Linked DNA regions of Mus musculus: region 1 is linked to region 2. A link is a loop called in an ENCODE intact Hi-C map of the cell type or tissue named here. Cell type or tissue: left cerebral cortex. All regions are shown on one strand. Links, peaks and the distances in the headings refer to the core of each region. The heading gives the core; the rest is flanking DNA.

Region 1 (5,378 bases), core at 262-5,261, 45 kb after region 2:
GGCCAAGGCAACTTATAGAAGAAAGAGTTCCGTTGGGCTTTCAGTTCCTTAGGGATCAAGTCCATGATGCAAAGTAAAGGGGTGGTGGCGAGAGCAGGAAGCTAAGAGATCACATCCCGAACCCTAAGCACGAAGCAGAGACAGCGAGCCAGAAGTGGCTCGTGTCTTTAAATCCTCAAAGCCCATCTCCAGTGATGCACTTCTTTCAACAAGCCCGCACTTCCTAAACTTCCCAAAGAGCACCACCAACTGGGAAACAAATGTTTGCATACCCAAGACTATGGGGGGCATCTTAGTCAATCCATCACAAGCTCCATCAATGAAAAACCTGAATCAATTTCTAGTGCTCTCTCATAGTTAATGCTGAATAAATCTTTTAAATCATATAGCGAAAATGTTTACTATTCTGAATCATTATATTTTGTTCTTGAAGAAAATGTTACTGGTTTCGATACAAAACCGTCCTGAGTTTAGAAAAATATGCATCTAGATAGATAAAGTTGTTAGTATGGCTGGTGTGTGTGTGTGTGTGTGTGTGTGTGTGTGTGTGTGTGTGTGTGTGTGTAGAAGCAAGAGGACAACTTTAGGTATCTTTCCCCAGGTTCCACTCGTCTCCTATTTTTCACTGGCTTGAATCTGGCTGAGGAGGTTTGCTGCTTCACCTGTGAACTTTAAGGATTCACCTGTCTCCATCTCTCTAGTGTTTAGAATAGAAGTGAAAACCACCAGGCTCAGCTTTCTTTTACATGAACGCTTGGAAACTGAACTCAGCTGCTCATGCCCACAAGACATGGATCTATCTCCATAGTCTCTGGCTGACTCTTATGGCAAAACACAGGTTCACAAGTATGGGGTCTCTTACTACCCCAATCCCCGCCTGCCCCTGCCCAGTGAAGTACCTGCTTACCTTGATGGGCATTTAGAAGAGAAAGGAGAGGCTAAAAGGCTTCTCTTGGTTCAGTGTGTGTGTGTGTGGGGGGGGTGTCTTTATAATGTTTTATCTTTATATTATTATTATTTTATGTGTATGAGTATTATGCCTGCATGTAGCATTTGCACCACAGTCTGGAAGTATGGAGTCTAGAAGGAGGCATTGGATGCCCTGGAACTGAAGTTTTGGACAATTGTAAGTTACTGTGTGGATGCTAAGAATCAGACTGGGGTCCTCTGGAAGAGCAGCCGGTGCCCTTACCGGCTGAGCCATCTCTCCAGCTCTTGGTTTTTATTTGTGTTTCTCACAGGAATCCATTGTGACCCTCACTTGGCCTTCCATACCTCATGCAGAGGAGTAAGTGGGTGTAAAAAAAGCCCTTTGGCTGCTCACCAAGATCTATGTACAGTGGGGCGGGGAGAGACGCCACCGTAGTTCTTCATTGAGCATACAGAAAGCTGGAGAATCGAAGAAGAGCAGAGATCCCACGACAGAAGGGAGCTGGGTTGGCTGAGCAAAGAAGACACAGCCCTGCCCATGGGCCCCTGAGTCACCCAGGATAGGCAGCACAGAGTCAGCTCCCTGCCCAGAGGAAGTGGAACCCGAACATCAGACTGAGTCATATTTATTGAAGAGACGCTGGGAACAAAAGCTGTAGACAAGAGCCTGTGCGGGGGAAGGTGTTCAAACTGCTTTTCCCCACCCCGTTAGCCCTGTTTCCCTGCCTGCTACGTGGGCCGTGGCTTACAGAAACCAAACACACGGTCTACTTTCACATCAGCCCTGGGCAGGCAGCTTTAACCCCATTGCAGCAGGTGTGTTTTGAGAAAGTGGCTTAAGACTGATATTTCATGATTAACATTTCCCCATAGACTATGTCTATGTTTTATTCAAAAGATAATGTGTCTGAAATGATCCTGTGACTTGTGAAGTGTTGACAATTTAATGTTTAAAATGGTTAAAAAAAAAAAAAACCTACTCTGGGATTGTAAAAGATCTTTTTGGAGATCCAGTCCCAGCCTTGCCTAGAGTTGCACTGGAGTAAGCAGAGGTATGGAAGTCAACAGATTCGGGGAATCTGGACAGAGACTGCCTCCATGTTATAGCAGAGCCTTGGGTAAATGCTCTTCTATTGTTTTAGTTAGGTATTTTTATTTGCAATGTAAAAGAAACATTTTTTTTAAGTGTTCACAGTTAACCTCCAGTCGCATCTTGGGAAACAGTTTCCTAAGCTGTGAATGGTGGGTAGGTTGGGCAGTTGCCAGAGTCTCTCTTGACTTAACTGCCTTTGGTTATGACCTACTATTCTAGCTGTCTGGGTAGAAAATTGGTAAATCTGCCTCCCCGTAGATCCTCATCAAATCCCTCTGTCTTTTCAAAGCTAGCTCTAACTAGGTCACTGGTTGACCTCTGTGGTATATTTAACTTCTAGGGATTAAGGTTTTGTTTTTGTTTTTCTTTTAATTAAAAAGCAGGAGTTTTAGCAAGAAGCCCTGCTTAGCTCCTCAATGACGTTGCACGATTGAGGGGGTGGGGGTTGGTAAACTCGCTCGCTCGGTGAAGCTGCACATGCCCCTTTCTAAGGGCTTTGAAAAGTATCGTCCGGTGAGAGAAGGAGCCTTGAGAGCTTGCTGGGTTTCCTACCTTTCCCGTAGAGATCTTCCTTTATGAGACAAGCCTCCAATTGCCTAAGGGTAGGTGTTCGGGCAAAGCGCTCATGCCTCTGGAATGTCTGTTCATCTTTGGCCAGACTCCCAACCTTCGAGATCCAATAACACCCAAATTCTATTTGACTTACTCTAAACCACCTATGGAGTGTGCTTTGCCACCTCTTGCCTCCAGAAAGCCTGCATTTGCAAATTTGCCCTTCACCCAGCTACCACGTAATTGCCATGGAAGTACAGGTGACATAAACCCCAAACACCCACCTCAGGGACTGCTCTCTCAGCACCTCAACTCAGCCTTGGTTAGCTTCTGACTCATTTGGTTTTTGTTCCCCAGCCAGAATTAGAAGAGGCCTGTAAAATGTTCTTAAAGTCCTAACTAGGTGCCACCTAGCCACCTTAATCATGGGGCCCAAGGAAAGAAAAGGTAGAAGTGTGGCTATAATTTATTCTGACAGCTTCGAGATAGAGCATCTTAAAAGGGTTTGATGTTGCCACCAAGGTCATCAAAGAATGGGTGACTGACATGTATCTGTTTCAGTCTTAGCTATCTTTTTCCATCTCACGGCAAAAACAAGACCAGATTTTTTTTCCCCAAGAAAATTCTTCTCTCAAAAATCTGTAAAGAGGCTCAGGGTGTGTAGAGTATATCAGTGCATTTATCTTCTTTGGGCCTTGCAAGCAGCTCTTCTAATAGACAGGTCAAGTCCTATACTCAAGGGTCCAATTCCAAGGTGAAGGAGAGAACGCATGGCTGTTGAGCCTGCTTTCCCAGCTGCCAAGCAGTGCAGCTCAGCTCTCCTCTGGTTTCTGCAGGACCCTGAGTCCTGAGACGCCAACCAGAAGCTGGGTTTGGCTTAAGAGACAGCAGGGCTAAAGGGCGCAGTCTCTGGGATTTCTTATCAAAAAGCGAATTATTATGACTTCACTGGAGATTCTTGGGTGTTGTGGATTAGCAGACGGCACAGCCAGCCAGAGAGTCTGAGCCTGAGCAGGTAGCTACCAATCTTGTCCCCAACTTGTGTGATGTCTGGTCCAGAGGTTGAATCAGGATGGGATGCATATACATGTAAGAGCAGAGAGAGGGGAAGGACATGAAGATCATGGGAAACTGAGACTGGAGTGTCTGAAAGACAAAGACTCTAGGCCAGTGGTTCTCAGCCTCTAGATCATGACTCCTCTGGGGGTTGCATATCAGATATATTGCATATCATATATTATGATTCATAACAGTCAGAAAAGTACAGTTATGAAGTAGCAACAAAATAATCCTGTTGTTGTTGGGGGAGGGGCTCACCACACCATGAGGAACTGCATTAAAGGGTCGCAGCATTAGGAAGGTTGAGAGCTACTGCTCTAGGCACAGGCAGAGCAATAGCTGACAGGTAAATGGTAGGGTGTAGAGAATCATCTCCAAATGGAAGAGGATGTGGGGAACACAGTGACTGGGGGCAGGGGTGCAGGCTTGGTGCAGGGAGGGCTGCGTGGGAGCAGAGAGGATTCTGCAAGCTGCCCTGACTGCATCAGAGGCATCCTGGGAACAAGTGCAAGCAGAGAGATCCGGCCCTTCAAGAACCACCTACCCACCCGCCCCCACAAAGATATTATCCAATGCCAAGTAAAAGCCAAACAACAACCAATGTGGGCCCCTGGATGGTGAGCACTGTATCTCAAGAGCAGAACGCTGGCCACCTCTGAAAGTTACCTTCCTGTAGCCGCAGAGAGAAATCAGGAGCTGTTTGTATTGTCTGCAGTGCTCCATGTACAATGCTGAGAGGTGTGATCACACTTCCTTTACTGGTTGCTAAGCATATTGTTACTAGGCAACGACACTGAGATGATGCACAAGGCTGAAGTTCTAGGAGCTGTGCATGCTGGAGAGCTGCATGCTGGGGAAGAGTGGGAAAGGGGAATGGGAAGAGAAGTGGGCTCTGTTGGTTTTCCTTTGATGGAGTGGTCTTGGCATAATCCTGTGTATGGTGGCACAGCCCCTTAATCCCTAAGCACTAAGGAGGCAGAAGGAGAAAGACTTCTGAGCTTGAGGCCAGCCTTTTCTACATAGTGAGTTTCAGTCAAGCAAAGGCTACATAGTGAGACCCTGTCCTGGGGGGTGGGGGTCATAGATAGTGTTTTGTCTACTTCCACTTCCAGCTATGACTTTCAAGGCAGTGGTAGAATCATTTCTCCAAAACATAGAGTAAGAGAGGCCATGCATTAGAAGACTCCCTTCATACAAGGAGGAAAGGAAGTGACTCTCTGTGCTGCACTTAGATAGGAGAAACTCTGGGGGATGGGGGTCCCCTGTCATTGAGGGTCATTGTATGCTTTATGGAAGTTCTAGCTCCAGGTGTCTGAGAGTGCAGCACAGCAAGGGGACCAGTCCTTTAGCAATAAGAGATGGTGTCATTGGAGGAAACCCATCTAATAGTTGGTGAGGTGGAGGAAAACATTCCCCTTAAGGAGAGAGTGTGTGAGTGGAGAGCAGTTTAGAGCAGCCTACCCCACGCTCTCCACAGTGACAGCCCTAGCCCATGTTTTTTCAACAATAAGAGACAACTACTCTCCCCCCCCCCCCACATCATCATGGAGCAGAAAGCAAAGTATCCCACTGGAATTGCTCCAAAGCGTCTCTTCCTTGAGCCCTTTCCCATCTACACACAGAACACGGGACTATCAAGGCTCAAGTCTACCAACGCATGTCATGGTTCCCTGTGTCCAAACTGACAACTTAATCACCCCACCCCACCCCAACTCCAGAGTGGCAGTGAGCTACACTTAATTGT
Region 2 (5,326 bases), core at 1-5,000:
TCCACCATTTCTTTTTTTAAGGTATTTTTAATTAGATATTTTCTTTATATACATTTCAAACTTCAAATGCTATCCCAAAAGTTCCCTATACCCTCCCCCCGCCCTGCTCCCCTACACACCTACTCCCACTTCTTGGTCCTGGCATTCCCCTGTACTGGGACATATAAAGTTTGCAAGACCAAGGGGCCTCTCTTCCCAGTGATGGCCAACTATGTCATCTTCTGCTACATATTCAGCTAGAGACATAAGCTCTGGGGGTTACTGGTTAGTTCATATTGTTGTTCCACCTATAGGGTTGCAGACCCCTTTAGCTCCTTGGTCTAGTTTCTCCATTGGGGGCCCTGTGTTCCATCCTATAGATGACTCTGAGCATCCACTTCTGTATTTGCCAGGCACTGGCATAGCCTCATACAAGACAACTATACCAGGATCCCTTCATCAAAATCTTGCTGGCCTATGCAATAGTGTCTGGGTTTGTCTCCACCATTTTTTCCCCATGGACAGTTGTGCCACGACTTCAATTCCATCTGTCCTTCAGCACATCCTCAGAACACATTCTAGTGGGAATAGCTAGATGTGTTCGTTTGTCATCAAAATTGGGTCATTATGGTGCTTCTCACTACTTGGAAATCAAGTTAACTTTTGGAAACAAACAGGTTGAGTTGGCGGTGGATGGCATAAGGTGTGTGCAGAAATGGGACACCCAAAGGAGGCTTGAGTATCAGCAGAGGCCAGAGGAAAGGGCCTCCTTACTCTCTGCACACACCCTCACACGTGACGGGCAAGCAGAACCCTAATCAGATCAGCTATGGGTAACAGAAGTCTACCCAACTGAAGCAAGGATGCTAACTGGAAGAGACAGCGTGTTCATCAATGCATCCTATTCTGGTGTGTGAGCTGTAGTGTGCATTGTACAAGATACAGCACAGTGACCTGGCAGCTAGGACTACCATAGCACTGATGAAAGGAGTCGCCAGTGGACATAGGTCTTTGAAACTTCAGAAGGGCTAGTGACAGAGCCAATTTAGCCCCCTTGGGCCTGGGGAGACTTCCCCCAAGGTACCCAATTCCTTTGCTCAAATTATGAGCCCTCCAGAGCAATCTTCTGAGGGCCATCATGAAGGAATGTTCTGGAAGAGAATGGGTATGTTCTTATTGGGTCTCCTCATGGGAGAATTCAATAGCATGTATGTTGAGAAACTGACCACAGGGATACATATAGTAAATGTTCAATAAAGGCAAGTTAAAACAGGCCAGTGTAGTGTAACCCTGCATGCACAGCTAGAGGAGAGTGGTACAGCAAGCTGAAAATGTCTCTCCTGATGCCAACATCTGCCCTGCCCAGACAATGCTAGAAGAAGTTGCTAGGCTCAGGAAGGGTTGCTCATCTGTCCAGGAAGTGGAAGGAGGAGCAGAGCAGCTGAGGAACAGAGGCCGCCACCCTTACCTGGATCTCTGTCTGCACTGTGCATTTGACAAGCTTGAAGTTCTTCCCTGGGTTGAAGCTGTTGCTGTAGAAGCAGACCTTGAGGATGCGCACGTCTTCCTTCTCCACATCCACTGGTACCACCACCATGGGCTCTGGGGGGCCCTCAGGCCGGCGTAAAGTGCCCACTTTTACACGGCTCAAGGGCTCAGACACCCCGGACATCCTCTCAGACTGCAGCTAGGACCGGCACATTGCAGTCCTGCAGAGACAACAGAGAGACAGCCACAGAGTGAGCTCTTGCAAGCCACATGCCACATCCCCCAGGCTGGCACACCCACAAGACCCAGGATGGATACAACAGCCCATTCTTTTAATCCTGAAAACTCCCTGCAAAGGCCTCCAGCTGCTTCGACTGGGGAGGCTTTGAAGCATGGGAGCCAGTTTGATAAAACATCCAGGTATATAATCTAGACTCACTCTCAAGCACGCAAGCTCTGCCTTCTGGCCCTATTTCCTTCCCTGTTCTCCTCCGACACTGGCTCCTAGGCAAGAGGCCCACACTTAGCACATGAGGCAGCTGCGAGAGGAGGCGGCTGTGGCATGACACAGCAGAGCAGAAAAAGCAGGGAGTGAGGCTGTGATAAATAGGAGAAGGAAAACAGGAGTGGAGAGGAAAATCTGAGAAGAAACATAACTTGGGGGTCGGTGGCCCCAAGAGAATGTACAGAGAAGAAGATAAAGTGCCCAGATCAGGTACAGGCCATTAACTTGACTGATCTTGCTCACAACCTCAGTACTTGCTAGAGTTTTCATATAGGAGGCCTGGACCTCATAGGAACTCACCACATAGAGTACCAGGGATCACAGAAAGGCTGGCCTAGGGAAAAAAAGCCCCTTGGCTGGTTCCCTGCTGTTTAGGGTAGAAAGTTGTTTTGCATGACAGATAGAGCTAGTCTGGGCTCCTGCACACTGCAGCCTGTACTGAGGACAGCCTGGCCACAGTACTGACACAGAAGTAAATTAAGAATCCGTGCAATCTGTAATTCAGCCTGAATCTCAGCTGTCTTAATCTAGTTTAATCACCAGTGGACATAGGTTTTTGAAACTTCAGAAGGGCTAGTGACACAGAGCCCTTATTTTCAAACTTAAACACTAACTACATTTGTATTTTAAAATAGCATACAGTGTTCTGCAAGGAGTTTGCCCTGGGGCTGGGAAGTATGCATAATAGATTACACGACCGGTGTGCACAACGTCCTGATTTCTATCTCTAGTACTATAGAAAGGAAGGAAGGAAGGAAGGAAGGAAGGAAGGAAGGAAGGAAGGAAGGAAGGAAGGAAGGAGGGAAGGAGGGAGGGAGGGAGGGAGGGAGGGAGGGAGGGAGGGAGGGAGGGAGGTGAGAGAGGGGAGGAGAGGAGATAGAACCAGAGGGAAGGGGAAGGAAGAAGGCAGGCTCAGAGAAGAGATTTATGCTCAAAGAAGCTTGGGAAATCCCTGGTTAAACAACAGAACTATCAAGGACTGACTTCTCCTGATCTAGAGCAAGGGATTAGGCTATTGAGATGGCTCAGCAGAGAGATGCAGGACCATCCCACAAATTCCATTCTCAATCCCACAAGGTGGCAGGAGAGAACTTACTCCAGAGAGTAGTTTGTACACCACGTGACTGTCTGCACATGTACATGGGTTCACACACACACACACACACACACACACACACACACACCATAAATAAATGTATAAAATTATAAAGTGGGGGAATGTCCAAAGAAGTAAGAAAAGTTGTAACTATGCATTGGCAACATCAGCTGAGGCTTGTACAGGGGTCACCAGTGTACCCCCAATCCCTGCCCTCTGTGCATGTATTGAATGTGTCTGTGGTGAGGATTAGGCGGTCTTAATTTCCAAGAATTTTTCTAACGATCACCTTAAACTTGGGTCTGACGGCTCACACCTGTCATTGCAGCACTTGGGAAGCTGAGGAAGGAGGGTTGTCATAAATGTCAGGCTGACCTGATCTACAGAGCAAGACCTTGTCTCAAAACAGAAAACTACCCAGCTAGTTCTAGAATGAGCTAAGCCCTAGGTCTGAGAGTTATTCTTAGAGATAAAAGATGTGCATTCTCATATGGGTGTAGTTTGGTGGTGGGGTGTTGCCTGCACCAGGAATTAGGAGGGAAAAATAATGGAGCTGGCAGAGTAACAATATAAATATGGAGTCAAGTATTTTAGAAGCAGAACATAGCCTATGATTGTTTATTTATACTGATCCAGGTACCTGGAAAGATTTGAATAGTCATTACTCTAAGGAACTATTCCTTTAAAACAAAACAATAAAGCAGTGGCTGGGAAGATGGCTCAGTCAATAAAGTACAAAGACCAGAGTTCAGATCCCCAGTAACCTCATAAAATCCAGGTATGGTGATGTGCTCCTATAACCCCAGCAATGGAGGCTGTGGAGAGGAAAAGATGGGTCTCGGAGCTTGCTGGCCAGTCTAGTTGAATCCACAAGCTCTCAGTTCCACAAGAAATCTTGTCTCCAAGAATAAAATGGACAGTGAAAGAGAAAGACATTCAAATCTTACCTCTACCTGTGTGTGCACACATACCTCATATGTACATGTGTGTATACCCATACAACAACAACACCAAAGAACAACAACAAAAAAGGAGATATGTTTTAGGAAGGGACAAAGGCGGTATTGTAAGAATTCAGGGAGAAAGAAGACATGTCTCTGGGGTCAGGGGAAGCAGAAAAGGGGAGCACAAGGCTGAGCTCACAAGGGTGGATACATCTTGGGACTAGACTGACAGAAAGGAGAATATGTGTTCTAGAAGTCTATCTGAATTTGTATACCTGTCTCTATGTATACCTCTCTCTCTTTATATGTAACCCCCCTCTCTCAATAATCCCTCTATGTATAGTGGACCCTAGTGTTCTACCCTACAGTAACAATCCATATAAATTCTTCTTGAAGGAATTCAGAAGTTATTTGAGGGGTGTCTGCAGGAAGCACCCCCAGGAGCGTAGAACAATGTGGCATTGAAGGAAAGACAGGCGAAAAGGGGACTGTGCTGAGTACTGAATCTTGGACAAGCCCCCTTTCAATCCTCTGGGAACTGGAGGGGACTGGGGAGCCCAGGATGGACCGACCACATCTCACTCAGAGAAAGGGAGAGCTGGGAGCATGTCTACTCCACTTCATATGCTCAGTGTTCTTGGCAGTTCTTGTCAGTTCTGCACAAGGGAGATGCCAGAAAGCCTTTAGGCAAAGATGCAGAACAGGCAGCTGGGAGATGAGGGAGAATACTGAAGTGGCAAGGCCTGAGGGGGCCCAGGAGGGATGATGGCAATGGTACATTAGGATTGGGAAGATGGGGGGGTACTTAGTCCCTAAATAGCATAGTCCTAGTCAGGAGTACAAACAAGCAACTGCATATGCTCCAGGAAGTGCTGGCCTGCTGGCTTGAGGATCTGCTGGTCTGGTAGGCTTCAATTTGTATGTGGTAAGTTGTACACAAGGCTTTCACAAAGGTGGATTGGGAGACAGGCATCTGAGGGGGGAAGTGGAGTGACCTATGACACACAACCCCAGGGACTTGACCTTATCTGCAATGGACTGAATGCATGAGTCCCTTAATATTTATATGCTCAAATTCTAACCCCCCAAGATGCTGGTATGACATAGGGATACATAGAGAGAGGTTTACATAGAGAGAAAGAGAGAAATGTCTTTAGTGATCCCATCAGGTGCCCCTTCAGTCTAGGTAGCATCTTCATTCAGAGGGCTGCAGCATCAGTAGGCACATCCTAGACACCCCCAGATGCCCCCTGAAATGCTGGACAAGTACGAGAGAATACTTAAATAGGCTTAAAATGTATTGGTAAAGTTCAA

Evidence for each region. Hi-C counts contacts between places; a loop is a spot of excess contacts. Peaks named below come from ENCODE experiments on the same cell type or tissue, not always from the same donor. Only the 100,000 strongest peaks of a DNase experiment are listed, where the experiment ranks them.
Region 1: it touches region 2 in a loop (2.6-fold over the local background); 7 of 42 quality-filtered maps call a loop at or near these places.

Annotation. Positions count from the first base shown.
Region 1 is chr14:66,256,311-66,261,688 of GRCm38, forward strand. The region is part of intron 1 of Ptk2b (PTK2 protein tyrosine kinase 2 beta); the gene reads right to left. Among named protein-coding and RNA genes, the nearest start is that of Ptk2b, 22 kb to the right of the region's middle. In left cerebral cortex, for the core only: no CTCF peak of the experiment used is centred there; DNase peaks (open chromatin) are centred at 1,571, 2,207, 2,495, 2,760 and 3 more places; H3K27ac peaks cover 3,949 bases.
Region 2 is chr14:66,211,865-66,217,190 of GRCm38, forward strand. It overlaps Ptk2b (PTK2 protein tyrosine kinase 2 beta), which reads right to left. Exons shown (of 31, transcript NM_001162366.2): 2 at 1,448-1,688. The coding sequence starts at 1,651. Among named protein-coding and RNA genes, the nearest start is that of Gm52099, 17 kb to the right of the region's middle. In left cerebral cortex, for the core only: no CTCF peak of the experiment used is centred there; DNase peaks (open chromatin) are centred at 1,979, 3,060 and 4,717; H3K27ac peaks cover 1,510 bases.